Linked DNA regions of Homo sapiens: region 1 is linked to region 2. A link is a loop called in an ENCODE intact Hi-C map of the cell type or tissue named here. Cell type or tissue: dorsolateral prefrontal cortex. All regions are shown on one strand. Links, peaks and the distances in the headings refer to the core of each region. The heading gives the core; the rest is flanking DNA. Region 1 has its middle 33 kb from the start of IL21-AS1. Region 2 has its middle 17 kb from the start of BBS12.

Evidence for each region. Peaks named below come from ENCODE experiments on the same cell type or tissue, not always from the same donor. Only the 100,000 strongest peaks of a DNase experiment are listed, where the experiment ranks them.
Region 1: a loop joins it to region 2, with 3 times the contacts of the local background. A loop is called at or near these places in 5 of 110 quality-filtered maps.

What each region holds. Positions count from the first base shown.
Region 1 is chr4:122,578,138-122,593,890 of GRCh38, forward strand. No RefSeq gene overlaps it. Among named protein-coding and RNA genes, the nearest start is that of IL21-AS1, 33 kb to the right of the region's middle. In dorsolateral prefrontal cortex, for the core only: no CTCF peak of the experiment used is centred there; a DNase peak (open chromatin) is centred at 5,894; H3K4me3 peaks cover 1,004 bases; H3K27ac peaks cover 5,095 bases.
Region 2 is chr4:122,707,621-122,723,373 of GRCh38, forward strand. It overlaps a transcript of BBS12 not described here. Among named protein-coding and RNA genes, the nearest start is that of BBS12, 17 kb to the right of the region's middle. RefSeq lists an enhancer at 7,754-8,048. In dorsolateral prefrontal cortex, for the core only: CTCF peaks have their summits at 9,416 (motif pointing left) and 9,615; a DNase peak (open chromatin) is centred at 9,411.

The DNA.
Region 1 (15,753 bases), core at 2,447-10,446, 130 kb before region 2:
ATTATAACTAGTAAAATATAAATTTATTTAAAAGAACTACTGAATTCACATTAGCTTCTAGTTATTACAGACTTTCTTAATTAGAGTCTACTAATAATGCCATTATTTTAAAATTGTATATTACAAGTAGGTCCTTGTGCTTGTAAAGGTTGTAAACCATCACTGGTGCAGACTATCTAGATGGTGTTATTAATCTAAGCGGAGAGGGCAGACACTGCCCACCCCTCCTTAATCATACTCTCAATAACTTTTTCATGTTCTATGATGAGCTCCAAGGAAGGCACTTTGTGCTCGGATGCTCTGGGGCTTTGCTCAGTAGTTAGCTTTGTGGTTTTAGGAGGCCCAAGAGAACTTCAGGGCTTTCCACTCTGAGCACTTTGTTCAGGAAGCTTAAGAGACTTGTTGTGGTTTCGGAAATGACATGCTTGAAGTTGGAGTTCGCACAAACTACTGCTCCTGCTTAAACAGATGGTAGGAAGAAAGACAGCCATAGGGGCTGGTGGCCTGAAAACCGAAGCTGTGGTTGTCTCCACAGACAACTGTTCTTCAACAAGCTTGCAATTAATTGCTCCACAGAGACATACGCACTTCTTTCATGTGGGCAAAGAAAGAACTTTATCAGACAAAAAGCCTCATTTCTCTTAAAACGGGATGAAGGGGAGGAAGTTAGGCAGTCAATCGGGGCAGATTTTACAACACTGAAAATCACGTTTTTGTTGAGTTCTCCCTTAACATATGGGTGACTCCATGCTGCTATAGATGCTTCGTAGATATTTGTGTTACTGTCAACTGCTGGCTGATAACTGCCATAAAGCCCCTAGAGAGGGGGAGGCAGAGCTCCCTCAAGCAAGCCTAAAATCTTAACCTACTGTGGTCTAACTCAACCAGCTTAACTTGGCTGTCTGGGGACAGAAGCTGATGGCAACAAGATTTCAAAAGTAAAATGGGCATGTGCAAAGCCTTGTAAGAAACAAAGTATTTCAGCCTCACCTGATGCAGTGGTGCCATTAAACAAGCTACCAAATCAGCATCGCAAAAACAGACTGGCATATTTGTTAAATATAGTACCAAGGTCACAAATAGTTTTTAGTTATAACTTTAAATTTATATATAGACACATATAAATTTGAATGTCTAGACAAAAATGCCTCTCCCACAGTCTATCATGGCTCCTAAGTTATACCATTGGAAATTCATTGATTTGAGCCAAGAGTCTTTTCTATCTCAGAATGTGAACATTCTGGTGGATGTGTCTGGTAGAAATGGGGAAAATGACACACATCTGAAGATGGGACAAGGTGCCAGTAAGGAAAATAGAATGATAAAGGAAAATAAAAGGTAAGACAGATAGTTCTCACAGCTTGGAATGTTTGGAATCTATGGTCAGAAACAAGGTGGCCAAAGGCAAAAATCACAAACTGGGCAAGGTTCTGCCGGCTTGTGGCCCAACCTCTCAGCTCCCCTCCTCTTCCCTGCCAGGCCCTCCTCCCCTTTGGCAGACTTGATCTCAAGCTTTAAGCTCTTTTTTACCCTCTTTGCTTTAGCAAACCTATCATATAAAGCGCACTGAACCAAGGAAACACACATTCACATCTTGATTCTTTGGCTAAGACATTCCATCTCTTTCCATCTTTCTTGTAAAATATGGTTATTACTATATATTTATATAGTATATATATATATGCTAAATATATATTATATATTTATATAGTGTATATATATGCTAAATATATATTATATATTTATATATAAAAATATATTTTTTCTTGCATCTTAACATTACTGAAGTCTGGAAACATTTTTAAATGAGTACCTTTTTTTTTGCACTTTCTCACAGGTTACTGTGAGGGCTGAATGTGCAAAACTTTTTCTAAAGTGTTGCCAATGTATAACCGTAGACAAATAAAATGCCCTGAGATCATTCCCTACAGCATCTGCTGTCTATGGAATGATGGTCCAAATGATTGCCAGTGACATCTCACAGGTTCCTACACAGCATGCACATGAGGACTTATAAAGTATAAAGGCTGCTGGAAGATGAATGTTGGTCTTCTGGCAGATGAAGAAAGAGGAAGGTTTGAGGACAGGCCAGCCATGTGGTGCTTCTCAGTATACCAGGTGGATAATCCTCACTCTTATTCCTGGGCTATTCTTCAGCAATTTTTATAGTATAGCATCTATTGTCTTTAAAGTATTATGGTCAGGGAATGCATGGCGTCAGGCCTACTGGGGGTCTTGCTGTGGTCAGCATTCTTAAATTCCAAGAAGATGAATTTCTCAAAGTTAGACAATAAGTTATTGGCAGAGTCAGGATTCAAACTTAGAAACCCCTGTGTCCTGTGCAGATAAACAAACCTGTGCAGCCAGTGAATGGAGAGTCAACAAATATTTATTGAATGGCTGCTATGTGCTAGGTTCTACACCAGCCATCAGACATGCAAAAATGAATACATCCTCCTACAAACTGATAATAGATAGGAGAATGTGCTAAGAGCATGAAGTAGAAATTCACAAAAAAAATTTCAAATGACCAATAAATGTTTAAATGCGTGTAATTCACTAGCAAAATAAATTTAAGGCCAGGCATGGTGGGTCATGCCTGTAATCCCAGCACTCTAGGGGCCAAGGCAGGAGGATTGCTTGAGCCCAGGAGTTCAAGACCAGCCTGGGGAACATAGCAAGACCCCTTCTCTTAAAAAAAAAAAAAAAAAATTAACAGGTGGTGGTGCATGCCTGTAGTAACAACTACTCAGGAGGCTGTGGTGGAAGGATCCCTTGAGGTCGAGGCTGCCATGATCACAGCACTGCACTCCAGCCTGGGTGATAGAGCAAGACCCTGTAACAAAGAAAGAAAAAGAGAAAGAGATTGAGAGAGGAAGGAAAGAAGGAAGGAAGGAAAGAAGGAAGGAAGGAAGGAAGGAAGGAAGGAAGGAAGGAAGGAAGGAAGGAAGGAAGGAAGGAAGGAAAGAAGGAAGGAGAGAGAAAGGGAGCGAAAGAGAAAGAAATAAATTTAAGTTAAAAGGAGAAACCTTTTTTTTTTTTTTTGCTCTGTTTGTCAAAGGTTAAAAACATGACTATACTCAGTGTTAGGAGAGTGTGGGGTCACTTTCCTATCCAGGTGATGTTAAAATACTACCTTGCTAGGGGAGTTTGACAATATGTATCAAAATAAAAATGCCTGTCTTTGTCTTGGCAATTCCTAGTTCAGGAATTTAATCAAAGGAAATAATAGAAAAGGGGCTCAAGGATGTGTGTACAAATATTTTCATTGAAGTATTGTTCATAATAACGGTTTCATTTAAATGTTGTTTACAGTATTGTTAAATAGTTTATGGTCCATCCTTTCCATGGAATGCTGTGCAGTTGATAATGTATACCTATGTTAGGATAGTTATCCACAATATATAACTAAGTAAAAATAATGACAGCATGCTATATACAGCTTAATCCTATTTCTGTTTTTTAAAATGTGTACATGCTTATATACATAGAAATAAATTTTAAAAATCCTCCAAGATTGTAAACATGAACTAGCCTTTCATTTTTATACTTATTTCTTTAATTTTTTGCAATGATCTTTGATTACTGTTTTTTTTTTTTTTTTGAGACGGAGTCTCACTCTGTCACCCAGACTGGAGTGCAGTGGCGCAATCTCGGCTCACTGCAAGCTCTGCCTCCCGGGTTCGCACCATTCTCCTGCCTCAGCCTCCTGAGTAGCTGGGACTACAGGCGCCCGCCACCACGCCCGGCTAATTTTTTGTATTTTTAGTTGAGATGGGGTTTCACCATGTTAGCCAGGATGGTCTCGATCTCCTGACCTTGTGATCCTCCCACCTCGGCCTCCCAAAGTGCTGGGATTACAGGCGTGAGCCACCGTGCCCAGCCTGTTTACTTTTATTATCTGAAAAAAGCATTAAAATACAAATATTAAACACTCTACCCTAAAGGAGATCACATTTGTATATTCAGCATATTTTTTCAAGTTGGAATGTGAGTTGTCTACCAAGTCTAGAATCTACAGAATTGATAGCGCTAGCAAAGCTGTGAGACTGCCCCTCTTTTCAAAAACCTAAGCCCAGTCTCATGAAGAGAGCAGGGAATCCAGAGACAACCTGCCTCCAGTCCTGTTCTCGGCATTTTTCTACTTAAGATAAATCAGACCCAGGTGATATAATCATTTCTCTTGAGCAGGGAAGGAACTAAAGTTTATTGGGAGGTTCTTAACTTCTAGGCACTCTGCTGGATACTTTTATATCCTCCACCTGTGAGGCAAGTATCACTAGACAAAGTAACTGGTCGCAAATTGCACAGCTAGAAATTGGCAGTAATGACTCAAATCTAGCCCTGTGATTCCAAAACCTGTGCTATTTCCCTGGGTTCCTTACTATCTGCTTTTTTGTGTTTGTGTGTTTACCAATATAGATGCCTGGTTTAGTGTGAAATAGTCTATGCATTAAAATTTGCACTTAACTGAGTCTTCCTTAGAAGAGTCCTACAGTGGGCACATTCCTGTCATGACCTGGCTTTCTTTAACTGGCTAGTGACTCATATATTCTTCCATCCATCTATCCATCCTTACATATATCATCTGCATTCATCCATCCTTTTGTCTGGAATTTGTTAAGAGCAATATAGTTTATAGTTTAAAAGTATGATCCATAGAACCCAATTGGCTGGGTTCAAATTGTGGCTCTACTGCTTAGTAGATATAATGGACAAGTTGCTTAAAAACTTTGTGCCTTCTTTTCCTGTAAAATGGAAATGATAACAGTACCTACCTCATAATGTTGCTGTGAACATTAAATGAGTTAATCAACGTAAAGTACTTAAGGCAGAGCCTGGCATGTAATAAGCACATCATCCGCATCATTAGTATTAATACCACGCACCAGGTACTGGGCTAGATGCAGAAATTTCAAAATAGAACAAGATAGGGTTTCTGCCTTCAGGGAGCTTATAGTCTAGTGAAAGAAATAGATATGCCAATACCATACGGACAGAGTGTTGTGCTGGTAGCACTGGCGAGGGTGGGGCCAAGGGGGGCTTTCCAGGGAAGATGTTGTCTAATCTGAAGTGAACCCAGCAAACGTGGGAAAAGCAGGGACCAAGGCCTGGAAGCAAGGATGTGTGGCCAGCTTGAGGCACAAACTGGTGGAGAATTACTGAGGTGCAGAATGCTGGAGAGGTACTGGGGACTTGGAACTGGAGAGGGGACGTCAGCTCTTGTTCTTTGGCAACATTTTTTTTTTTTTTTTTTGAGATGGAGTCTCCCTCTGTTGCCCAGGCTGGAGTGCAGTGGCGCAATCTCTGCCCACTGCAACCTCCACCTCCCGGGTTCCAGTGATTCTCCTGCCTCAGCCTCCCAGGTAGCTGGGATTACAGGCACGTGCCACCACACCCAGCTAATTTTTGTATTTTTAGTAGAGACAGGGTTTCACCATGTTTGTCAGGCTGGTCTCCTGACCTCAGGTGATCCACCCGCCTTGACCTCCCAAAATGCTAGGATTACAGGCGTGAACCACAGTGCCTGGCCCTTTGGCAACTTTTATAAAGTCCCCTGAATCTAATGCACCTGACCATACTCCTCTCCTTTTCTTGCTTGTAAACTTTCTCCCTGTTACAGCCGTTAATTATATCAGACCTAAAAGATAAGGTCAGGATCATAGGCAAAACCTCTCCTTTCATTATGCATTCAGTTTCTGTGGTTGACTAACTGAATGTTCCAGCTACACCTGTGTCTGGAAACTTCAGCATATTTAGAGTCTCGGACCGTGAAAGTGGGATCCAAAGTGTCCCGGGCTTTGGGGAAAACTGACTTCCCAGGCATCTGAGTATGGCAGGCTTTTCTGCACAAGCTGCCTCCCAGTACACAGAGCAACATCATATGCTGGGGGCCATACCCCTGCCGTCAGCAGAAATCACAGCGTGCCTGCGGGGCAGGCTGACCGGCTTAGGCAGGCAGAGTTTATTACAGTTCTTATATTGTCCTTCTCAAAAATAATTATGTTCCAAGGACAGAATGCCAGTGATGCAACTCTACTGACTCTGAGTTTTACAAGTCTGTCTTAATCAGTCTCCAGGATTGCTCTCCCTCTATTTCTTAATTCCCCTTTAAAGTTTCAAGTAGTACATGTTTTCAGATTATTCAGCTTTAATTTATGCCCCATTCATCAAGAAAATTGTGTATTTTTAATTTTGGTCTTCAATCATTGCATTCCACAGGTGTTCTCTCTGTGTAAAATAATTAGGCCAAAAGATTCTCATTCTATTTTGAGATTCTGTTTGAAAGTGAATCAAGGGTGCTCACAAAACTGGTTACCATTTTCCAGAAATGGTTCAAACCCTGTTACCTATATTTATCTTCAAAAGGACTTTTGTAGTTTTATCATAATACCCTTGGTGTTTCTCTTTTGGCTTCAGCTTGCTTTCTGTTTTTTGGTGTAACATCCTCCATTGTGTATTTTTGGCAACAGAGCTAGTCTGAATCAGTCTTCCTTTCATTTCTGAGGCAAACTGGTGATTCATCTTTAGCATGGGAACCACTTTTACAAACACGGCTGTTACTGTTTTCTGTCACTGAGGTTTGAGTTAGGAAGATAGATCAAGGAAAGTTGTCTCAAGAGACATTCAAGTTTGCAATTCATTCTTCATGGTTGCTGCTGTCTACAGCACTCAAAAGAATGTGAGTGCAGGTCAGGTCCCTTTGGCCTGCCTTTGACACCACCCCTGCTTGAGGGGGAAGTTGAGATGTGTGGAGGAGGATGGGCTGAAAGTTGCATGGAAAAGTAATAAAATCATGTGCCTCCTCATGTGCTATACTGAGAAGGGCCTACCATCACCTACATTGTATTCCTGCCAAAAATGTTTAATCTGAACCTAATGGTGAGGAAACAATTGGGCACGTTCAAATTGAGAAGTATTTTGCAAAACAGCTGGCTTAGGCTCTTCAAAAATGTCAATGCAATGAAAAACAACAACAATAAAAACTTGGGGAATCGTTCTAGATTAGTTCTCAAAATGTAGGCCCTGGAACTAGCAGCATGGGTATCACCTAGGAGTTTATTGGAAAAGCATAATCTCAAACCCCACCACAGAACTATAGAGTTAGAATCTACATTTTAACAAGATCCCAGCTGATTTGTATGCACACTCAAATCTGAGAAGCTCTGCTCTAGTATACAATTAATATTCAAATTGTCCCAATAGTCTCAGCAATATCCCTCTTTCCTGTTCCCTGCCCTACACCCTCCCCAAGTCTTAATCTAGTCAAGTATCTCACATTACATTTGTCAAGTCTCTTTTACTTTAGAACTGTGGCTCTAAAACTTTAGCATGCATCAGATTCACTTGGAGGGTTTGTGGAAACACAGATTGCCACCCCTCCCCCAACCTTATTTCTTAGTGGTGGTGTTAGTTGCTGTTGACTCTGGGACCACACTTTGAGTACCAAGATGTCAAATAATAGTACATATTATTTCAGTGTTAAATTTCTAAGTGTAATAATCATGGTTATATAGGAAAAGGCCTTTGTCCCTAAGAGATTCTTGCTAAAGTATTTAGAGATTAAGTATCATGATATCTACAACTAACTCACAGATGATTCTGTAAAACCAAGAAACAACTAGATGGATGGATGGAGCATGGATGCATGGAGTGGATGGATGGATGTGATATGGACAGGCGATAGGGAAATACCGGGTAGGAGAGGGTGCTTCCCTGGCAAAGGCTACACCCTCCCTCAAGCCTGAAGACCCATGGCCGTAAGTGGGAACAGCCATTTCTGTTTTCATGCCCAAAAAGTTGCCTTTCAGCTCACCACACCCCCTATCCTGTACCCCGTACCTATATAAACCCCAAGTTCCAGAAGCAGAAGAGCAGATGAGGAGATAAGGAGACAAGCAAATGGCAGAATGATGTGGCAGAGAAAGAGAGAAGAGAATGTCTGAACACCAAGAGGAGTGTGACTGGGGGTGGTTGGAGAGAAGTTCGGCCACTGGACAGCCAAACTCCAGGGGAAGATCATCTTCCCACTCCATCTCCCCTTCCAGCTCCCCATCCATTGTGCTGAGAGCCACCTCCACCACTCAATAAAACCCACATTCATCCTTCAAGCCTGTGTGTGACCCGATTCTCCCAGGATACTGGGCAAGAGCTCAGAATACAAAAAGCTGTCACAGTGGCTCTCTGCCCTTGAGAAAAAGCAGAGGTCCATTGAGCTGGTTAACACTTAAGCCTTCTGTGCACAGCAAGGCTAGAAGAGCATTGTAACACTGGGGCCACAGGCACCCACCTCTAGACACTACTGTGGTGCCAGAGCCCAAAGCGCTCACCCCAGCTCCTGCACCTGCCTGTCTGCATGCTCCCCCATCCTGTCAGGGGTTTGAGCAGCCAACAGGCGAGCCACACCCCTGTCACACGTCCTATGAGGGAAATCAGAGAACTCTCCCATTTCAGGTGGATGAGGAATAGATGGATAAAACAAATGTGACAAAATATTAACAATCAGTGAACATTAACATAGATGAACAATGAACATAGTGAGCAAAATAGTTGAGGGAACAAATAAACAAACAAACTGTAGGGGAGGAAAAAACCTTTTCCTCTACCCTCTTAGGCTCACTACCCAGGACTCCGCAAATTAGACTATTAAAAGACAGATCGACAACTGAAAAGGCACACATATTTTATTTATGTTAATTTTTACATAACGAGGGGACCGTTTTTAGAAAAGAAGTGAAGACCCAAAGAAGCAGGTCTGGGAACTTATATGGCATTTTAAACAAAGAACAATACATTGCAAGATATGTGACAAGAAAAGAAAAGGGTTTGGGGCTTCCAAGCACTGCAACCTGTGGGTAGGTAAATATGTGGGGGAAATATGTGGAAGATAAAGCTATCTTAGCAAGATTTGTTTGTGCAGGTCCACCTCAGTGCTGACGTTCTGTTTTCTTCAAGGTCATGGTACTTTTCTGGGAGAAGAGATTTATGGCAGTCTTTATTTCTCAGGAGTTTCTGCTTTTACTCAGGTAAGGGAAGCTCTGGGAAGCCTTCTTTCTGCATCTGTTGAATCCCAAATGTCTTCAGCTCGAGATAATTTTGATGCTAAAGTGGCATATTTTAGTGCAGCATATTCTGATCCTCTTCAAAACAGTGTCGACCTAGAGGTTGTAGATTTTATGTGGAGTCTGGAAAGAGCAGTGTTTGGGTGGATCTGATTTGCAACTTCTCACTGCTTAGTGAGCAGAGTATAGTGTGTGACCCAATAACCAGCCCTATTATTTTAACCTGAAGAGCTGAATCAAAGCTGGTCTTGTAGGTAATGTTTTGTCCCATTATGACCAATGGGAGGGGTAACCATACTGAAATGATTTCACTAATATTAAATCTTCAACCAACATTTTCTTACCATTTGTTTATGGCGTCAGGAATATTTGACCCTTGCCATCTCTGTCCAGTCAGCAACCATCCATGGGTGTTTAGAGTAGGCAGTGGGAGGGGTGTTCCATTAATCACTCAGATGGGTAGGTCAAAGCACCCTGGTCTAGTTGAGGAAGGAATGCAGATTCTGGTTCTGGCAATGCCAATTAAGAGGTAATGTTGTCAAGGCAGGTCACTTAGGCCCTTTGGCTTGGTGTTTCCGTGTCTGTAGTCTGATTGTTGGACTAGAGCAGAGATTTTCAAATTGTGTTTTGTGGAACCTTCAGAGATTCCCTAAAGATACCTCAGGGACTACTGAAAGGAGTGAGGGGTACCTGTTAGGAAGGTTTGAGGGGAAGGTTCCTCCCCTACTCCAACCACACATAGTGAACCATTCACCCCTGTGTGGTGATGGCAGGTGGGACACTGATGGGAGGAATAAGGTGGTGGAGTGGGGAGAGAATACAAAGAAAGACAGGGTGCTCCTTGGCCACATATGAACCACCTCATTCTTGTGAAAGTTTATTGAGTGCCTCCTAGTTCAGGCCAGACATCCTCATGAAGACTGAAGAGGTGGCCAAGGCAGCACAGGGTCCAAGGACACAGGCTTCTTAGAGGAGGTGTTTTTCAGTCAGATCCCCAAAAGCAGCTCCAAAACCATGACTGATTCTAAGGCTGGTGTATGCCCTGTCTCGCTCTCCATAGCAAAAAGAGAGGACTCTTTTCATGTTGCCACTGTAAATGCCCTGTGTGAGCTACATGCTTCAGTAAGAAATGCCCAGTATCCCTTGGCACCAGCCAAAATTTGCCTTAAATTGTGAACTAATTCATTTTTCTTTGAATTATTTCACTGTTGCTTACACTTAGCTGTAATTCTAAACAAACAACTTTGCCAGCGAGCTGTAATGTTTACACTGACCATAACCGAGTTTCTAGATGTCCAGATACTTTCTTGACAGCACCTCCTGCCACAGCATACTGTCCCACCAGTCAGGCGAGGTCTTCAGGCCAGGTCCCCTGCAGGAAGACATGGCAATGCTAGCTAAGATGTCTTGGGTTAGGCATCTGTTTCTCCTGTGCATGCACACACACACAAATGTGCGCACACACACACACAGTAACTAGATAACTATTAGTCACCAAGGCATAAATTTTAAACTCTGAAAAATGTAAACGGACACCACATTCCCTATTGTTACAAGTTTAGTCCAGCAGTTAGTCCCACTTTTGCTTCTATAGGAACTAGGAAATAAACCCTAATCACATTGGTGACCCACAGTCTCAGATACTACAGAAGGCAAGAGTTTGATATTACTTTTCTTTAAAATCACATATATACACAAGCATACACACACACAAACAAGCCTCATATTAAAGATTTCTTCTTGGATTTGCATTCACTTCCTCTATATCCACTGTTGCACTTGCTTCTGGTCACACTGATCTGCCACAGTCTTGCATAAGTCACTTAGCCTTTCTCAGCCTTACCATCTCTATTTATAACATGAGAGAGTTTGCAAGTTCCCAAGGGGCCATGCTGTCTTTGGCCTAATTCTGTGCCATGTTCTCTGCCTAGAAGCCTGCACCACTCTCCAAGTTTGCCCCTCAGGAGACATTTGGCAATATCTAGAGACATTTTTGGTTGTCACAACTTTGAGGAAAGGGGATGTGACTGACATCTAAGTAGAGGCCAGAGATACTATTAAACATCCTATAATGCAAAAGTAAGCCCTTACAACAAATAGTTATCTGGTCCAAATGTCAGTAGTGCCAAGGTTGAGAAACCCTTTTCTAGACCTAGTAATTCCTACAAGTTCTTTACCTAGAAATTTAAATGTCACTTCCCCCAAAGACCCCTGTCTAATACCCTAAACTGAAGAAAAAGCTATCAGAGCACTTGTCCCCATATGCTGTAATTGTTCTTTACCCATTTTTTTCTTTTTAGAAGATGAAGGAATATTTCTTGTTTAGTGCTTTATGTATCTCTCAAGCTTAGCACATAATGTAGCAGAATAAGGGAATGGATAGATGGATGGATGGTGTCTTAGTCCATTTAATGTTGCTATACAGAATAACTGAAACTGGGTAATTTATTTTAAAAAGAGAGAGATTTATTTAGCTCAGGATTATACAGACTGGAAAGTTCGAGGGCGTGGCCCTGGCTTCTGGTGAGGTCTTTCATGCTGGGACATAACATGGTGGAGAAGGTCAATGGAGAAATAGACATGTGCAAAAGACACAAAACCCAAGGGGAATCGTTGGCTTTATAACAAACCACTATTATGGGAATTAGTTCAGTCTTGCCAGAGTGAGAACTCACTACCATGAGAACAGCACCAAGCCTTTCATGAGAGATTTACCTCCGTGACCCAAACGCCTCCCATTAGGCCCCACCTCCCAACACAGACACATTGTCATCTAAGACTCCAGGCAAGCTCCTTTAGACTGTAAGCCTGTAAAATAAAAAAATAAGTTACAGTTAATCATTATTGTACAACATTGGTTGGAACTTCATGGGTCCACTTATACATGAATTTTTTTCTGCTTCTGCCACCCCTAAGATAGCAAGGCCAAACACTTCTCTTCCTCCTCTTCCTCAGCCTACTCGAAATAAAGGATATTGACCTTTATAAGAATGAAGGATAAAGACCTTTATGAGGATGAAAACCTTTATGATGATCCACTTTCACTTGATAAAGAGTAAATGTATTTTCTCTTCTTTATTATTTTGTGAATAACATTTGCTTTTCTCTAGCCTACTTTATTATGAGAATATAGTATATAATACATATATAAAATATGTGTTCGTTCACTGTTCATGTTATTGGCAAGGCTTCTGGTCAACGGTAGGCTATTATAGTTAAGTTTTGGGGGAGACAAAAGTTATATGTAGATTTTTGACTCTGCAAGGGGTCAGCACCTGAACTCACACATTGTTCAGGGGGTCAACTGTATTTACTTCCAAGATAAAATGGTTGTACAGGCATTGGGTAAACATTCCCATTCCAAAAGGGAGAAATTAGTCAAAAGAAATAAATGACAAGCCCCACACAAGTCCAAAACCCAGAAAGGAAGTCATTAAATCTTAAAGCTCCAGAATAAACTCTCAGATTCCATGTTTCTCATCCTGGACTCAATGGTGCAAGGGGTGGACTCTCATGGCTTTGCTGGTTGTAGCCCACATGGCTGCTCTAACAGGCTGGAGTTAAATGTATGTGGCTTTTTCAGGCTATGGCTGAACACAGCCAGTGGCTCCACCACTGTGGGGTCCTGGCTGTAGCCCCACCTGTGTGGCTTCACTAGGCATTGCTGTGGTGGGGACTCTGCAGCACTCTGACTTCACATTTCTGCTCAGCATTTCCCTAGTAGTTGCACTCTGTGGTGGCTCCATTCTTTCAACAAATCTCTCCCTGGGCCCACAGGCTTTTCCATTCAGCCTTTGAAATGTAGGTGGAGAAAGCCACACTTCCATAGCTCTTGCATTCTGTGAGTCTGCAGACTTAGCATCACATGGAAGCCACAAAGGCTTACTGCTTCAGCCCTCCAGAGCTACAGCCTGAGCCATATGTGGGGCCATTTGAGACGTGGCTACTCTAGCTCAAGCAGCCAAGATGTGGGGAGCAGTGTCCTGAGATAGTGTAGGAGTGTGGTACCCTGGGGACTGTCCCCCAAAACCATTCTTTCCTCTCAGGCCTTTGGACTCATGATGGGAAGGGTGTCTTCAAAGATCTTTGAAATGCCTTTGAGACCTTTTTCCCAGTGTTTTGATTATTAGCACCTGGCTCCCTTTTGTCAATGCCCATCTCTATAGCAAGCAGTAGCTGAGTCACACCCTTGGATTCCTCTCCTGGAAACTCCTTTTTCATTCTCTGTCACATAGCCAGGCTGTGAATTCTCCAAGTTTTTAATACTCTGCTTCTCTTTTAATTTTAAATTCTGTCTTTAGGTCATTTCTGTGCTGCCATAACTGAGCATAAGTCGTTAAAAGTAACCACACAGCTTCTTGAGTGCTTTGCTGCCTAGAAATTTCTTCCGCCAGATATCCTAGTTCACTGACTTGAGTTCAGCCTTCCACAAGGCCCTAGGCATGGACACAATGCAGCCAAGTTCTTTTCCCTGGTGTAACATTGGTGACCTTTGCTCCAGTTCCCAATAAGTTTCTCCTCACTTCTGTCTGAGACCTTGTCAGAATGTCCTTTACTGTCCATGTTTCTATCATTATTTTGGTCATGACCACTCAGCCAGCCTTTAAAAAGTTCCAAACTTTCTCACGTCTTTTTGTCTTCTGAGCCTCCACCACAGTCACCCTCAATGCTCTGTTCATGGCAATACAGACTTTCTAGCCTGCTCTTCCAAACTCTTTCAACCTCTGCCCATTACCCAGTTCCAAAGCCACCTATCTTTATAGCCACACCCATTCCTCGGTACCAATTTTCTGTCTTAGTCTGTTTTGTGTTGCTATAACAGAATACCTGAGACTATGTAATTTATAAAGAGGCTCATTTATGCCATAGTTCTGCAGGCTGAGAAGTTCAAGGGCATGACCCTGGGCTCTGGAAAGGGCTTTCATGCTGTATCATTAAATGGTGGGGAAGATCAAAGGGGAAGTGGACATGTGCAAAGAAGAGAGGTGTCCTGGCTTTATAACCCACTCTGGAAGGAACTAATTTAGTCTTGCCAGAGTGAGAATTCACTACCACAAGAATGGCACTACATCATTCATGAGGGATCCACCTCCAAGACCCAAACACCTCCCACTAGGCCCCGCCTCCCATTACTGTTACATTGGGAATCAAATTTCAATAAGAGTTTTGGTGGGGACAAACAATATCCAAACTATGGCGGATGGATAAAGTATTATTAGTTTGCTAGAGCTGCTATAAAATGCCACAGGGTGGGTGGCTTAACCAAAATAAATTTATTTTCTCACAGTTCCAGAGGATGGAAATCCAAAATCGAGGTGTCAGCAGGTGTTATTGCTTGAATGTTTGTAACCTCCAAAACTCATGTTGAAACTTAGTCCCTGGTGTGGCAGTATTACAAGATTAAGAGATGGGGCCTTTAAGAGGTGATTGGGTCATGAGGACTTTGATCTCATGAATGGATTAATTCATTCTTGGATTAATGAATTAATAAATTATCATGGAATGGGACTTGTGGCTTTGTAGGAAAAGGCAGAGAGACCTGATCTAGCACACTCAGCCCCTTTGCCGTGTGATGCCCTGTGCTGCCTCAGGACACTGGAGAGAGTCCCCACCAGGAAGAAGGCTTTTACCAGATGCAGTCCTTTGTTCTTGGACTTCTCAGCCTCCATAGCTGTAAGAAATACATTTCTCTTCTTTATAATTTGCCCAGTTTCAGGTTTTCTGTTATGAACAACAGAAAACAGACTAAGACAGCAGGTTTAGTTTCTTCTGAAGCTTCTTTCCTTGACTTCCAGATTGCTCTCTGCTCAGTGTGTGTCCTCACAGTGACCATTTGGTACCACTTTAGAGCCTGACTTTTCTACATCCATCCAAATTTCTCCTTCTTATAAGGACACCAGTCAGATTGGATTAAATCCACCCTAATTTTTAACTTATCACCTATTTTATCTTAATCACCTCTTTACAGGCCCTATCTCCAAATATAGTCACAGTCTGAGGTACTAAAGGTTAGGTCTTTAACATATAAATTTGGGGGTGGGGAACACAATTCAGCCTGTAACAGATAGATTTTCATTATCTCTGACATTCTGAGGTTCAACTCCTTAGGAATATGTCTTAATTCAAGACAGTTCTCCTGGTCTCTTCCCAGTACTAGCAGCTTTTCTTCAACAGTCTCTCCACCTTTTATTTCAAATAACTGAGGACTGTGAGATCGGCAAATAAAAATTATCTGTTGTAACCTTAGAGCTCACATCCTTAAAGAGATTATCAAAGGCAGACATCAATCCATCATTGGATCCTGCCTCCCCTACTTACAAACTGTGTGCTCTTGGGCAATTTCAGTTTCTGCTCTGAAAAATGGTATGATAATTATATGAACCTCCAAAAGATAGTGCTAGGATTCAGTAAGATAATACATAAAATATGCCTAAGGTAGTGCCTGGCACATAGTAAGGATTCAGTGAATGTTGCGAGGGTGGGGGTGTTTGGGTGTTTCAGCTATTGAGGTTTTTTGTGTGTGTTAATTACACTTTTTTTCAATATCACAGTAAAGTTTTTCTTTCACGTTAGTAAAAGCTTTGATATTTTCAAGGCAAAACATATTTTGCTTTCTAAGTCCTTCCTTTTAGTTGAAGTTACAGATAACTTAAGAAACCAAATTGTCATCAAGTTTTTACTCACAACTCCT
Region 2 (15,753 bases), core at 4,690-12,689:
TGGCTCAGGGCTAACTGCCACTCACTCTGGGCCAATGGAAGCCTCCACCCCTAGCCAGGCCAGTTGCACAGGTGCTGGCTCTTCTTAGAGGTAGGTAGAGATGGGAGGCTCTGGTGCAGTAGAAGGCCGACTTCTCCTGTGTGGAAGAAGTTCCCCTGCTCTGCTGTGGGAGAGCATAAGTGTTCTGAGAGAAGCAGGGGCAAGAGAGGAAAGGGGAAAACACTAGGAGAATTTGATCTTAGCTCCACGTACCCAAAGGCCAGATACATCACTGCCCCTGCCACAGTTACATTCTCTTTAAAACACATCAAGACACTCCTTTCCCTTCCTTCCTTCCTTCCTTCCTTCCTTCCTTTCTTTCTTTCTTTTCTCTCTTTCTCTCTTTTTTTTCTTTCCTTTTTTTTTTTTGTTTACAAGGTCCTGCTCTTTTGCCCAGGCTGGAGTACAGCGGGGCAATCATGGCTTACTGAAGCCTTGACCTCTCTGGCTCAAGTGATCCTCCCACATCAGCCTCCCGAGTAGCTGGGACCACAGGCACAGGCCACCATACCTGGCTAATTTTTCTATTTTTAGTAGAGACAGCATTTCACCATATTGCCCAAGCTGTCTTGAACTCCTGGGCTCAAGTGATCCACCTGCCTCAGCAAGATACCCCTTTCTTTGAATTACAGAAATGGGGATGTGTCTGACCCTGATCACTACTTTTGGCCACTTCATGAGCTCTCCTATGAGAGAGCTACCAGCTGTTAGGAGGCCAGGAAGGAGGGTCCCAGGTACAGGCCAAAATCCCCTAGAGTCCCTGGACACCAGCATACACACTTTCGAGATGCCCACCCTCTTAAGCTTTGGAGGAGATGGGGATAACACCCTGGCCCTAGCACTGCTCAACTTTCACCTGACATATATGGTATATTTCTTTTAGAAATCATAGCAAAAGTCATAACAGTAGTAGTAATTTATAAATCATAGTAAAATTTTTTTAAATGTCTTCTAAAATTTGGGATGTAGTATTATAAATATAAAAAAACTGTCACTAACAGTAAATTTCAAATATCTCATCATAAAAAATGATAGGTAATCAAGGTGATGGATATGTTAATTAGCTTGATTTAATCATTGCCACCTTCTATACAAGCTGTATAACAAAACATCACATTGTGCCCCGTACATGTATAAAATTATAATTTGTCCATTAAAAATGATATTAATAATAATTTTTAAAAATCATACAGCAAGTCAAAAAGCTGTCAATTAATAAATATGTTAATATTGAACTAAGGCTCATTGTTATAACTATCAACGGTATTAACGAACAATGATAAAGCATGTAAAATACTTTGTCCTTTGAGGTTACAAGGATGAAAAAAGCATGTGCCTAAGAAAGCAAAACAACACCAAGAAACTGAAGATGCAAACGATTTGTTTTATGAGTGTCTGTGTAGACGTGTGTGTGTGTATATATATATACTAATATACATATAATAATCAACAAAAACGTAACATAGGGACGATATTACAAACATACAATTCCTTTTTAGTGTCTGAGCGCTAAAGAAAGGTAGATCTTTATGTTAACATCTTGATTGACATAACTTTGAGGAAGAATTTTGCCTAACTGCTTACAGGGTTTTGTGATTTTGGTCCATTTATGTAGGAAATTCCCTTCAGGACTTATAATGGCAGAGTTTACTCAGTGTTTCTAAAAAATTATTAGAAGTTATGAGAAATAAAGAAACTTGATAAATGAACACTAAGAAATGATAGATGGGAGCTAAAAACATAGACTACAGGACAACTATGTTGCAATAATACAAATTAGGGGTTTCACTCTTGCTGGATAACTACCTTAATTCTCTGTCTCACTCTGATCCCCTAATAAAGAAGTTTATGATGACATGGATTCTAATAGGTTACTCAGTGACTTTGAAAGAAATGTCTTAATAATGATCATAATAAAAAGTGTCTCAATTTAATTGCTAGCTATAAAAATGATGGATTTTTGCAATTACATTTGTGCATATATATATATTCTTTCTTTTCTTTTCTTTTTTTGCAACAGAGTCTTGCTCTGTTGCCTAGGCTGGGTTGCAGTGGCGTGACCTTGGCTCACTGCAACCTCCACTTCCTGGGTTCAAGCTATTCTCCTGCCTCAGCCTCCCGAGTAGCTGGGATTACAGGCGTATGCCACCACACCTGGCTAATTTTTTGTATTTTTAGTAGAGACGGGATTTCACCACGTTGGCCAGGCTGGTCTCGAACTCCTAACCTCAACTGATCCACCCCTCTCAGCCTCCCAAAGTGCTGGGATTGCAGGCATGAGGTACTGTGCCTGGCAATACATTCTTTTCAAAACTCTCAGATCCTTTTTACATAGCACAGCTGCTATGAAATAGAAATTGAGATGTGGCTGAAAAAAGCCAAACAGCTTGATATATAAAAGTGCTCAAGTTTTTATCAGTTTTCCTCTGAAGGCTGCAACAACCTTAAACCTAAATCTTTTCATGGATATTATGTATACTGCCTAACTGCGGCGTAGGCACATCATCCCTCTGCCCTCAGAGTGGGGGACATTTTAGTGACTTCTTGATTTTTCATGCCAAAGGCGATGGTAGGTTATCCAAAAAAATCTTATTTGACCTTCCAATGCATATTACAATTGTATTTGACTATGAAAGAAATGCTCTAAAAATTCAGTCTTTGAAATTAAATAATAAAGATCTAAGGCAGGAGAAACTGGAAAGCCATTCAACTTCCCGTGTTGACTCCTACTCAGGAAACTTTCTTTTCCCAAGATAATGCAGGGAATCTGCATAGCACAACTGGGGCAGTATTTACTGGTCCATTGCTCAGAGAGCCCCATAAATGTAAGGAATTATTCATATCCAGTTGCGCATTTTAGCTGTTAAGTATTTTTCCAGTTCTGCTGGGTTAGAGAGGTATCGTGTTACAGTGGAAAGAAAAAGGCATGGATAGACTGACAGTTATGGAAAGAAGACGGAGCAGGGGACAGTGAAGGGGAAATGGATTCGTTATGACACACAAATGTAAAATTCCCTAGTCAAGAACAGTACAGCATTTGTGCGTTTTTTTTTTTAATACGTAAAGGTATTGTTCAGTACTTTTCCATTAATTTTTCAAAGGTCTTGACCTCCTAATGAAAAATTTCTGACTAAAAGGGGTTTTCCTCACCACTCAGTTCCTTCTTCTGCTAGGTCCTACAGTGAATCAATATCTCGTATTTGGTCCTTCAGACAGTTGCCACGGAAATGAGAGCTGCAAACACTTTCAGCTTTCTGGCTTCACTGTGGGATCCAGCATAGAACATGATTGAGCTGTCAGAGAACCTCCTGAAGGAAAGTTGTACCTGATAAGTAAGAGTTTCCAGAAAAATGGTGACACATACAGGAAGAAAAATAGATTGTTTAACTCAGTCTGAAAAATCCCTTTTGATTCATAAACTGTCTACATGATTGAAACATACGAAACCATCTCTTTCTCTAAGCAGATTCTTCTCAATTCACATACAAGCACCTCAGGGGCAAATAAAACTTCTCTGTGTAGGCATGAGGAGGAATCACTTTAGCAGAAGGAAAATAAGGTGCTGTAGAAATGAGAAAGTGCTGTAGAAATGAGAACACAAAATGCTAACCTGGAGGAGAGAGGGTGGCAGAGTGAGTGAAAGAGAGGGCATCTGATGCCGTTTAAATCATTTTTAAGGAAAACTAAACATCCTGATTGGAAAAAAAAAAAAAAAGGAAGTCACTGTGGATGTCAAAGAACACACAGGCTTTCCACAACTGGAATCACAGACAATTTGGAGCTTGATGGGCTCCACTGCAATAGACTTGAAACTTCATTTGTGTCATTTGGTCCCAGCAAATGGAACCTGGCTTTTCTGGGAAAGAATTCCAGCTGCCAGTTTGAATCCACTGAGTAGTTCTATCCAGTGCCAATTATAATCTTGAAAGATGCAGTCCCCAAATCCCCAAAATCACAACTACAAAAGATTAAAATCCTGAATGCTGAATTCTGGGACAGGATTAGTGTGTTTTCATTGCATGCTGGATAGTTGTATCATGTTAGTTGTATCAAGTTAGTCAAAACGATTACCTTGCTGTCTTTATTTGGAAATTAAATGTGGTTTAAGGAGATGCATATGAATGACAAAGGGTGGACTTGTGTACTGCCTACAAACCTGGTAAAGCATTATTTTGGATGTGTCTGTAAGGGCTTTTTCAGAGGAGATTATTGTGTGAGTCTGAGTGGATTAACCAGGTGTGGGGGAATCTGCTATCAATGTTGAAGGACACCATCCAATCAGCTGAAGGCCAGGAGAGAGAAGAAACACATAAGGCAAATTGGTCTCTCTCTCAGAGCTGGGGTAGACCTTCTGCTGCCTTGGACACCAGAACTCCAGGTTCACCAGTCTTTGGACTCAGGACTTTGACCAGCAGTCTCCTAGGTGCTGAGGCTTCCAGCCATGAACTAGGTTACAACCTCAGCTTTCCTGGTTCTGTGAACTTCAGACTTGGACTGAGCCAAGTCTCCAGCTTGCAGATGGCCTGTTGTGGAACTTTTCAGCCTCCATAATTGTGTGAGCCCATCCTACTGATAAGGCTCCTTCCTCTATCTATACACATATCCTATTGGTTCTGTCTCTCTGGAGAACCTTGACTAAAATAGATTTGATATTAAGGAAGCCAAATGTCATTCCTCCTTACTTTATTACTTGCAGCATAATGGGAGAGATCTGTGAAACTGTTCCCTCACAAAAGGCTATGATGGTCTAAGCATATGAGGCCTCTTAACAGTGAAAGATAAAACTTTAAAAGCTAATTACTATTGGCATTTTGAAAGCAGAAAATCACTTAATTGCAATGGTTGAGCAATAACCAGTCTTTCGAATGGACTGCACATACTTACAAAATTTGTAGACCACAGTCACTCTTCAAGTACAAATGCAGTGAGTGTTTCAAAAATCATAGAAGTGAAAATGCAAACGAAAAATACAGAAATCTCCCCTGCCAAATTATTCAATCATATAAGACTTCTGCCCTTTCACATATAGTGCCAATTTCCTATGCTACATATCTCATCTTTGCTTCATTTCCAATACTGGAGGTATAAGTTGTGTAAAGACTTCTGTAGAGTTCTAATTTGTTTTATGCATTTTTTGCAAATTTGACTCTATGAAAGTGTGTTATCGGAACGTTGACTTTGTGTGTAAGCACTGTGTGTGTGTATGAAAATATCAAAACTTCCTTAATAAAGATGTCCTTTCTGTACATCTGAATTTGTGAAAGATAAAATATCTCAAGATGTCAGCTACTTGGGCAACTGCATATGTGGTGGTGACTCACTGTGGTTTTTGATGGGTCTCATTGAAACATGCAGGTTGTCCATCATAGTATTTCAGATGACTGCAGTTATAAAGCTGGGTGCACGCAGTTACCAATCATAGTGATATGTGTTTATACATTTCACTTTTCGACTTATTTATTAATGAATATGGTTTGTCTGCTCATAACTGTTATATATATGTGGCTATCATTAGAATACTTGAGTGCTTATGCTTGCGAAAATGTGTATGTTATTATTGCCTATTTTATGGTGTAAAGTGGCCAATGATGTGTTCTGTCATGTTTTTATATGTTTCTCAAATAAATTCCCTTTAAAATGTAAATAAATGTATTTTTAATTTTTTTTTTAATTATTTTTTCTACCTGGGTTTGGTGGCACATGCTGTAGTCCCACCCAGCTACTTGGGACGCTGAAGCAGGAGGATTACTTGAGCCCAGGAGTTCAAGGCTGCAATATGCTATGATTGTGCCTGTGAAGAGCCATTGCACTCCAGCCTGGGCAACAAGCAAGACCCTATCTCTAAATAAATAAGTTTTTCTTCGAAATTACATATTTGGTATTTTGATCTTTCAGGATTTCAACATTTGGAATTAAGGCAATAGGGATTGTATCTTTTGGGATTATGCCCCAACTCAACTCTATCCTATGTCATTGACCTCTAGTGAGAGTCTATTGGATTGAGTAAGATCAGTGTTTTTCATGCTGGGATTAGAGAACAGATCACTCCTTGTGGTGTCATGGCTGTAAAAGATGAGATTTGATTGGCAGAAGCCAATATTTAGACAACTGCTTGGAAGACTTGCCAGATATTAGTGCAATGGGAAGGAGAAATTGCAATTTAAAAAGATTATACCCTTTTTCATTTGGGATTTTTAAGTTCTTCCAGGTAAAAATATCTCATGTATACAATTGTATACAATTGCTGGTGGGTATGTAAATTTTACAACTACTTTGGGGAATAATTTGGAAATACCTAGAAAAGTTGAAGATGCACTTTCCACACAACCCAGCAATTTCACTTCCAAGTAGCTGCTATGGACTGAATTGTGTCCTCTCAAATTCACATGTTAAAGCTTTAACCTTCAATATACGTTGACACAGGGTCTTTAGGAGATATTTAAGGTTAAATGTAGTAATAAGGATGAGGCCCTAATTCAATAGCACTGTGTCTTTCTAAGAAGAGAAAAAGAAAGAGATCTCATTCTCTCTCTCTTTCTGCCACATGAAGACACAGTGTGTGGCCACCTACAAGGCGGCAAAAGGGGCCTCACCAGAACCCTGTTATCCTTGGTACCTTGATCTCAGACTTCCGTCCTCCAGAACTGTGAGAAAATAAGTTTTGCTTGTTTAATCTACTCAGTCTACGGTATTTGTATTTGTATTTGCATGGTATTTTGCAGCCTGAGCAGGCCAAGATGGTGGCTATCCTAGAAAAGCTTTTATGTGTGTCCAAGAAGACAAAATACAAAATACATATTCATCATACCATTGTTCCTAATAATACAATTACAGAAACTGCCAGGCGTGGTGGCTCATGCCTATAATACCAGCACTTTGGGAGGCTGAGGCGGGCGCATCACATGAGGTCAGGAGTTCAAGACCAGCCTGGCCAACATGGTGAAACCCCGTCTCTACCAAATAAATATAAATATATATAAATATATACACACACACACACATATGTATAAACAAGCTAACTTCCTGTAAAGAAACAGAATTCCATACAACAGTTGAAATGAATGAACTCTAATAACAGGTACTCATATAAATAAATCTCAAAAATATAGTGTCAAGAAATAAGTCAAGCTTTAAAAGAATGCTTATACATGCTATCGTGTAAAATTTAAAACATAAAACAATAGTTTATAATTTTTTGGAAACATACTTGTATAAACAAAAATAAGCATTATTTAGTACATGCTTATCATGACAATACATGTCTATCATGTTTTACATAGTTGAGGAAACAGAATTTTGGCTATTTTAATTAGTTAGGGCCACCCAACACCAGATACCCGATGAGATTCTTTAACCTATAGTTCATGAAAAATAAATAAAGACTTGAAGGAGAATGACAAATTATTCTGAGGAATAATGGCTAAATACACAACTTATGTGTGCATAATTTCATACTACACAGTTGGAGGCATGATACTAGATAATATTTACACACACACACGCAAACTACATGCTTAGCCAGCATAGATAAGAAAATGGTCTTTACACTTGCTCAAATTAGATTGCTGTCTTTTTCATTATCCAGGCTTTGTGAATTCTCTAGCATGTCCTAAACCATTCTCATCCATCACTTTCACCATCAGAGTCCTTATCTCTATTTGAAAAAAAAAAAAAAAAGCTCAGCCTCCTGCTTATCTGATTGTCCAAAATTCACTTAAAATCCTGCTTTGACAAGTAGTATTTCTAAGGATGTTCTTGACTTTCAACATGCTTTGTGGTTCTCTGACCGGGTGCCTGTTTGATATTCCCCTACCTGGTAGGTTGAAGGGGTGTTTTAACTCTGGTCTTTGGCAGGAAGAGTGCGTTTTCATTTGGGCTAGCAGTGAAAACATGAACGTTTGTGATTTCTTATCTTCCACCACGAAACACTCCTCGGGGCACAGCAGTTCAAGGGTGCTTTGTAAGTGATATCCTGGAATCACTACTTGCATTTGTAGATTTTTACATCATTTTATATTGTTTCATTTTTTATTTATCCATGATATACTTCCAAGAGAAGTAAAAGAAACCTACACATTTCCAATAAAAACACAGAAAGAAAAAATATAATACAGTGCACCTATTTTTTCCATCCGCTTAAAATTAATATAAAGAATCTTATCCCAGGACATAATTTACTTTGACTTGGGTCAAATTTTTTATATACAGTTTGTTCTTTTGTTTATGTCAGTTTTTCCCAAACTGACTTTTATACAACTGTTATTAACTCTTTTGTTAAGTGTGAAGAAAAAAAGTGTTTCAATGTCAAATAAACGGGTATAATTGGGGTTAGACCAAATTCAATAAGTTTCACTTTTGAAGACTTTCTCAGAGGCTATATGTGGCTCTACATTAGAAACCCCAAGAGATGCTAAAGTATACAGTGTAACAACACCCTCACTTCCTTTTCAATGTTGTATTATAGAATGCTTATTGATGTCACAGATTCTGTATTTTTTCATATTTAGGCAGATTATAGTTCAAATCCCTTGGATTTATTGTTCAAATCCATTTTTATAATTAGCTTCCTAACCTCATTTTTAAATACAATTGAATTTTGTACTTCTTTTTATTTAAATTATGAAATTTACATTCATAAAAATTCAAATCACACAGAAGTATAGTGAATAAAAAGCAAACATTTTCACCCTCCCCAGAATCACATTCTCTTCCCTCAGAAGTAACCATTGACTAGAGTTTGGTGAGTCTCTTTTTAAGTCACTTTTATGCAAAACAATCAAGTTACTATTTCATATCATCTGAGGAAAACAACAGACATCTTCAAAATTGGATTAGAAAAAAAGTTGTAAAAGATATCTTCAAATTATATTTATATATACATATGTGTATATATACACATATGTATATATAAACATATGTATATATACACATATGTATGTATACACACATGTGTGTATATGCACATACACATATGTATATACACACGTGTGTGTATATGCACATACACATATGTGTATATATACACATATGTGTATGTGTGTGTATACATACACATATGTGTGTATATACACACACACGTGTGTGTGTATATATATAATTTCCCTGGTAATTCAATGGCTACATTTCAAATAGTGTCAGATTTGGTTTTAGGTGAAACTCCTGACTTTTCATTAACATAAGTGGTTACCAAGAAAATAAGTTGAAGAATATATAATTTCTTTACATTTTCCCCTAAATTATGCTAGATAAATTAAATCTTTAACTTTAGTCTTTCTTTAAACCCTTCACTAATTTATGTCAAACTATCAAAATAAGCATAAATCAAACCACACCCTCACTCACCGAACAGACAAGACCTCAACGCCCTCTAGTGGAGTGGCCTCCATGCTCCATTGTATGGGACCAACCCCTATTCCAGTGGGTAAGCCAAAGTGAATGAGCTCTTAATGAGGATGAGATTATAACTCGTCAAGGTTAGAATGGTACTCCCTCTTTCATTCATTTAACAAATAGCTAAACTTGCTTTAAAAGAAATTAAGTTAAAATGAGCCATGACCAAGAAAACAAGAAAAAACTATGAGGGGAAATATCCACATATAAGATACCAAATAATAACTTTATCACTATAGAAAATCAGTCTCTGATCTTCCAAGTATCTGTTTGTCTTGACTTCTTACTCTTGGCCACATCGCAACTCTTTACTACTGAATTTACAGAGATTTAAATCTATTCTTTCTTTTTTTTTAAGTGCTTAGCTTATGTTTGTCTTTAATTTCACTTCTCTGGATTTATCACTTTTCCTTAAGAATTACTTCACTCATTTTCCCAAACAACCACAAAAAAAATCACCATTTAATTCACTTTTCTGCTTTTGTTTCTTTTTTCTTGGAGACAAAGTCTCACTTTGTTGCCCAGGCTGGAGCGCAGTGGCGTGATCACGGCTCACTGTAACCTCGACCACCTGGGCTCAGGCAATCCTCCCACCTCAGCCCCCTGAGTAGCTGGGACCACAGCTGTGCACCACCGTGCCCAGCTAGTTTCTTAATTTTTGCAGAGATGGGGGTCTCACTGCTCAGGCTGGTCTTGAACTCCTGGCTCCAAGCAATCCTCCCACCTTGGCCTCCCAAAGTGCTGGGATTACAGGCATGAGCCACCACACCGAGCCACTTTTCTGCTTTTCTCCCCCTGAGAATGTGAGCTATCAGCCTCTCCCATTTAAAAGATAACTCCTATTCCATGGCATAATGAGAGGTAGTAGAGGATCGTGGTTAAAAGCATAGAGTGTGGAGCCAGCAGGCCTGCTTTCAAAGCCCAGAAGAGCAATTTACTGTCCATGTGATGTTGAGCTAGTCGTTTAAATCCTATGCATCTCAGTTTTCTCAACTGTAAAATCAGAATGATGATAATAGCATCCAATAGGCATTTGGCTTAAGTAAGAAAATCCATGTAGAGGAGGTAGAACAGTGCATAAAACATAGTAAGCACTCAATAACTGTTACTTGATATTACTACTTCATCAGAGTAAATAAAAATAAGACACCAGGAATGAAAGATTTTAATCCAACCTTTCTTTTCAAAACCAAAGGCAAACTGTTCATTAGCCAAACCCCACCATTCCTTGTTTAAATGATTGCGATCACCTCCTACCTAGCCTTGTAGCCAGCAGTCTCTCCCATTCATCTACTGTCATCAGTCAGATTTATTTTCCTAAAAATAATATTAACATTTCTAGTTCAGGATATGATGAACTAACTTCCTGCTGCAAACAAGTATAAAAACTAATATATAAAACAACTGTGTGAAGAAACTGGAAATCACCCAATTCCTGCAGGGTTGGAAAGGACAGGCTACAATACTTGAGAGGAGAAGCACAGGCAGTGAACTCTACTCTCAACAGGACTTTTTCCCTGACGGCATTTCCAAATTCATAAAATAGGGGAATAGATCCAAGCTGAAATTTTAATGGATTGAAGAGAAATAGATTGGAATCTGGGGCTGCTAAACTGGGCTAAGACTTGAGAGGAAAAAAATTATAGAGAACAGGGATTCGATGTGAAATGAAATGAAATGAAATGAAATGAAATGAAATGAAATGAAATGAAAAAGGTCATCCAAGCCCCACCCCACTGCTCTTTTAGGTTCCCGACTCTGTCTTTATTTTCTTCTTTGTTTGTTTTGAGAGGGAGTCTCGCTCTGTCACCCAGGCTGGAGTGCAGTGGCACAATCTCGGCTCACTGCAACCTCTGCCTTCCCGGGTTCACGCCATTCTCCTGCCTCAGCCTCCCGAGTAGCTGGGACTACAGGCGCCCACCACCATGCCCGGCTAATTTTTTATATTTTTCGTAGAGACAGAGTTTCACCATGTTAGCCAGGATGGTCTCGATCTCCTGACCTCGTGATCCGCCCACCTCAGCCTCCCAAAGCACTGGGATTATAGGCGTGAGCCACCGCGCCTGGCCTCTCTTTAGTTTCATATGCCCAAGACTGAGAGGTGAAGCCGGCTGGGCTTCTGGGTCAGGTGGGGACTTGGAGAACTTTTCTGTCTAGCTAAAAAATTGTAAACGCACCAATCAGTGCTCTGTGTCTAGCTAAAGGTTTGTAAATGCACCAATCAGCACTCTGTAAAATGGACTAATCAGCACTCTGTAAAATGGACCAATCAGCAGGACATGGGTGGGGCCAAATAAGGGAATAAAAGCTGGCCACCTGAGCCAGCAGCAGCAACCCACTCGGGTCGGCTTCCACGTCGTGGAAGCTTTGTTCTTTTGCTCTTCACAATAAATCTTGCTGCTGCTCAGTCTTTGGGTCCACACTACCTTTATGAGTTGTAACACTCACCGTGAGGGTCTGCAGCTTCATTCCTGAAGTCAGCGAGACCATGAACCCACCAGGAGGAACAAACAACTCCGGACGCACCACCTTTAAGAGCTGTAACACTCACTGAGAAGGTCTGCGGCGTCACTCCTGAAGTCAGCGAGACCATGAACCCACTGGAAGGAACCAATTCCCGACACAAGACTATGGAAAAACCTAGCAGAAAACAGGATCTGTGAGAACAAAGAGCTGAGCAAAAGTTTAATTAGACAGTTGTGCAATGCTGCAAAGATAGAAATTTGAGTTCAAGCCCAGGTTAGATGAAGGGGTCTTGGGGAAGGGTATGTCAGTAAAGATATCCTGGGCTTTCAATTGAGATGCAGAAGTATTTTACCCTATGAGTAAGGACAAATCTGAAAGAGGAAAACCTTAATAATGACTAAAACCATTCCCCATTCCGCCAAAGAATCAAAATGATCCTCTTATATCTTATCCACCTGCTGGAAGAAAACTTAATCTTCTTTGGAGGAAAGTAACAGTATTTATAGGCTCTACAATTTTTCACTCATATCTGGCTAAAAAACAAGACCAAATAACTAAAAGCTACACTTTTAAAAGTACAATAATAATAGACCTAAAGATAATGAAAACATTGAAGTAATCAGACAGGGAGCTGAAAATAAAGATCATTAATGTGTTCAATAAAACAGAGGATGCCTGAAATCCCAGCACTTTGGGAGGCTGAGGCGGGCAGATCACTTGAGGCCAGGAGTTCGAGACCAGCCTGGCCAACATGGCAAAACCCCATCTCTACTAAAAATACAAAAATTAGCCAGGCATGCTGGTGCACATCAGTAATCCCAGCTGCTCAGGATGCTGAGGCCCAAGAATGGCTTGAACCCAGGAGGCGGAGGTTGCAGTGAGCCAAGATCACACCACTGCACTCCAGCCTGGGCAACAGAGCGAGACTCTATCTCAAAAGAAAAGAAAACAAACAAAAAAAACAGAGGAAAATATTGATAATTTCAACAAAGACCTGGAATCTATTAGATGCAGCAGAACAGAGAACTTCCAGTAAACTGGAAAGCAAGCCAGTAAACTTACTTAGTTTGAAGCACAGAAAGGCAAAACGATGGAAAATACAGAAAAGAGTATGAGAGATACATGAAAAACAGTGATAAAGTCTAACACAATTGGAATCTTAGAAATAGAGAGGATATGATGATTCGGAAACAACATTTGAAGAAATACTGGCTCTAAAAATGTTCCAAAGTTGCTAAAAGACATGAAACCACAGAATCAAGACACTCTATGAATCTCATGTAAAATAAAATTATGAAGAAAACCACACTTGGGTACATCATAGTTAAGTTGCTAATAAGACAAATAGACAAGTCTTAAAATCACTCAGAATAAAAAAAAAAAAGCCACATGTTATTTTCAAAGAAGCAACAATAAAGTTATTAGGTTGGTGCAAAAGTAATTTTTGCCATTACTTTTGCACCAACCTAATATTAGCTTACTTTTCAACAGACATTATGGAAATTGGAATATACTGAAATGGAATTAAAATGCTAAAAGAAAAAAGAACTTCTTACCTTGCCACTTAGAAGTCTATACACAGCAAAAATATTATTCAAAAAAGGAGGCAAAAAGTAAGGCCTTTTCAGACAAAAGCTCAGAGAATTTATCACCAGCAGATCTTCACCACAATACCAAAGAGTTATTTAGGCTGATGAAAATTATCCCAGATGGAACAACAAGCCAGCATAAAAGAATGAAGAGCACCAGTTTATAAAAGACAAAAAATAATAATTATACCTTGTAGGGATTTGAATATATTTAGAAGTAAAATACATGACAATAGCACAGTAGATGAGGGAGATAAACAGAGCTAATCTGTTGTAAAATTATTCCATCTTTAGGGAATTGTTACAAGTAGGAATTAAATGTTAACCGTAATAACTCTAAGATGCATGTAATATTCTATTGTTTAAATAGCCACCACAAAACTTACTGGTCTAAAACAATCACAGCATTTATTTTATTCATGAATCTACAATTTAGGCAGGGTTTAGTGGGAGCAGATTGTCTATTATGCCCTACTCAGCATTAGCTAGGATGACTCAAAGGCTTGCTAACTTGTCTGTTTGGTAGTTGATGCTAGCTCTTGGCTGGAATCTCCATGGCACTATGTCCAGAACACCAAAATGTGGTCTTTCTATATAGCTCCCTGACTTGGGATGGTGGCTAGGTTCCAAGGCTGGGTGCCAGGCTAGAGAGCCAGGCAGAAACTATATCTCCTTTTCTAACCTATCCTCAGAAGTCATATAGTGTCACCTTTACCACATTTTATTGGTTAAAAGCAAGTCACTGAAGACATCCATATTCAAGGGGAGGGAAATTAAGCCTCTACCTGTTGATGAGAGGAATGTCAAATAACTTGTGGACATGCTTTAAAAACAGAGTTTCAACAAATTTCAAAGAGTTGTTTTTAGATCAAATTCTCTGACAACAATGCAATTCAGTTACAAATCATTATAAAAATGATATTTTCCTACATTTTCTCCTGGAAGCTTTATATTTTTACCTTTCATATCTAAATCCACAATCCTCTAGAATTGATTTTTATGTATGGTGTGAGACTGGGGGTCAAATTTTCTTTTATACCTTATGGATATACTATTGACTTGGAACCATTATTATGAAAATGTCCCTCTTCTCTGGAGAGCCACCTTTGTCTTAAATCAAGTCATGTAAGTATGGGCGTGTTTCAGGACTTTCTATTCTATTCCACCGGTCCACTAGTCTATCCTAGTCCATACCACACTATTTTGATAACTGTGGATCTATATTTAGTCTTGTTATTCAGGCAAGCTAGTCCTCTTACCTGTGCTTTGGTTGTGCATTGTCCCCTTGGATTTCCATGTAAAATTTAGAATCAACTTGTCAAGTTCTACACAAAAACACAAGCTAGGATTTTGATTGCACAATATCTGTAGATCAATAAGCAGACAACTAATGTCTTTATAACATTGAGACTTCCAACCCATGAACATAATAGCTCTCCATTTATTTATGTCTTCTTTAGTTTCTCTCAATACTTCTTAATAGATTTTTAATGTAGAAGACCTGTGTATCTTCATTAGATTTAGTCCTAAAATTTTTATATTTTTAACAATGTTATGGTCTCTTTATTATTTGTACCTGATACCTAAAAATACAATTGTGTCGATGTTTGTATTTGCATCACAACCTTACTTTCAGCAATCTATATAAATTCTTTTGGATTTTCTATTGTATGTATCATCATGTCACCTGCAAATAAGATTTTATATCTTCCTTTCCAGTCTTTATGTATATTTTTCCTTTTCTTACTTTATTGTACTGGCTAGCACTTCAGTACAATGTTGAATAAAGGACATTCTGTTCTTATTCCTCATCTTAGAAAGTTTTCCATGTTTTACAGTTTAACTGATGTTTATAGGTTTTCAAAATACCCTTACGCTGTTCACAGAAATTCTCTCTTGTTTTTTGTTTGCCCTGAGTTTTAATCATAAATGGACGTCAAATTTTATCAAGTGTGGGTTTTCTCTCCTATTAAAATTATTACATGATTCTTTAATTCTGAAAATATGATATATTCCATTAATCAAATTTCAAATGCTGAACAATTTGGTTGTCCTGGAACAAACCAAATTAGGTTTGAACTATCCTGGTAGGTTCTATCCTTGTAGAAATAATGAACTATCCTTGTAGGTTCCGGTAACAAGTTGTTGCCTACCTCACAAACCAAGTTTGGAAGCGTTATCTCTTTTTCTATTCTCTGAAAGAATTAAAAATGCTTTTCCTTAAATGGTAATAGACACCAATGAAATTATTTGGGCCTAGAGTTTTCTT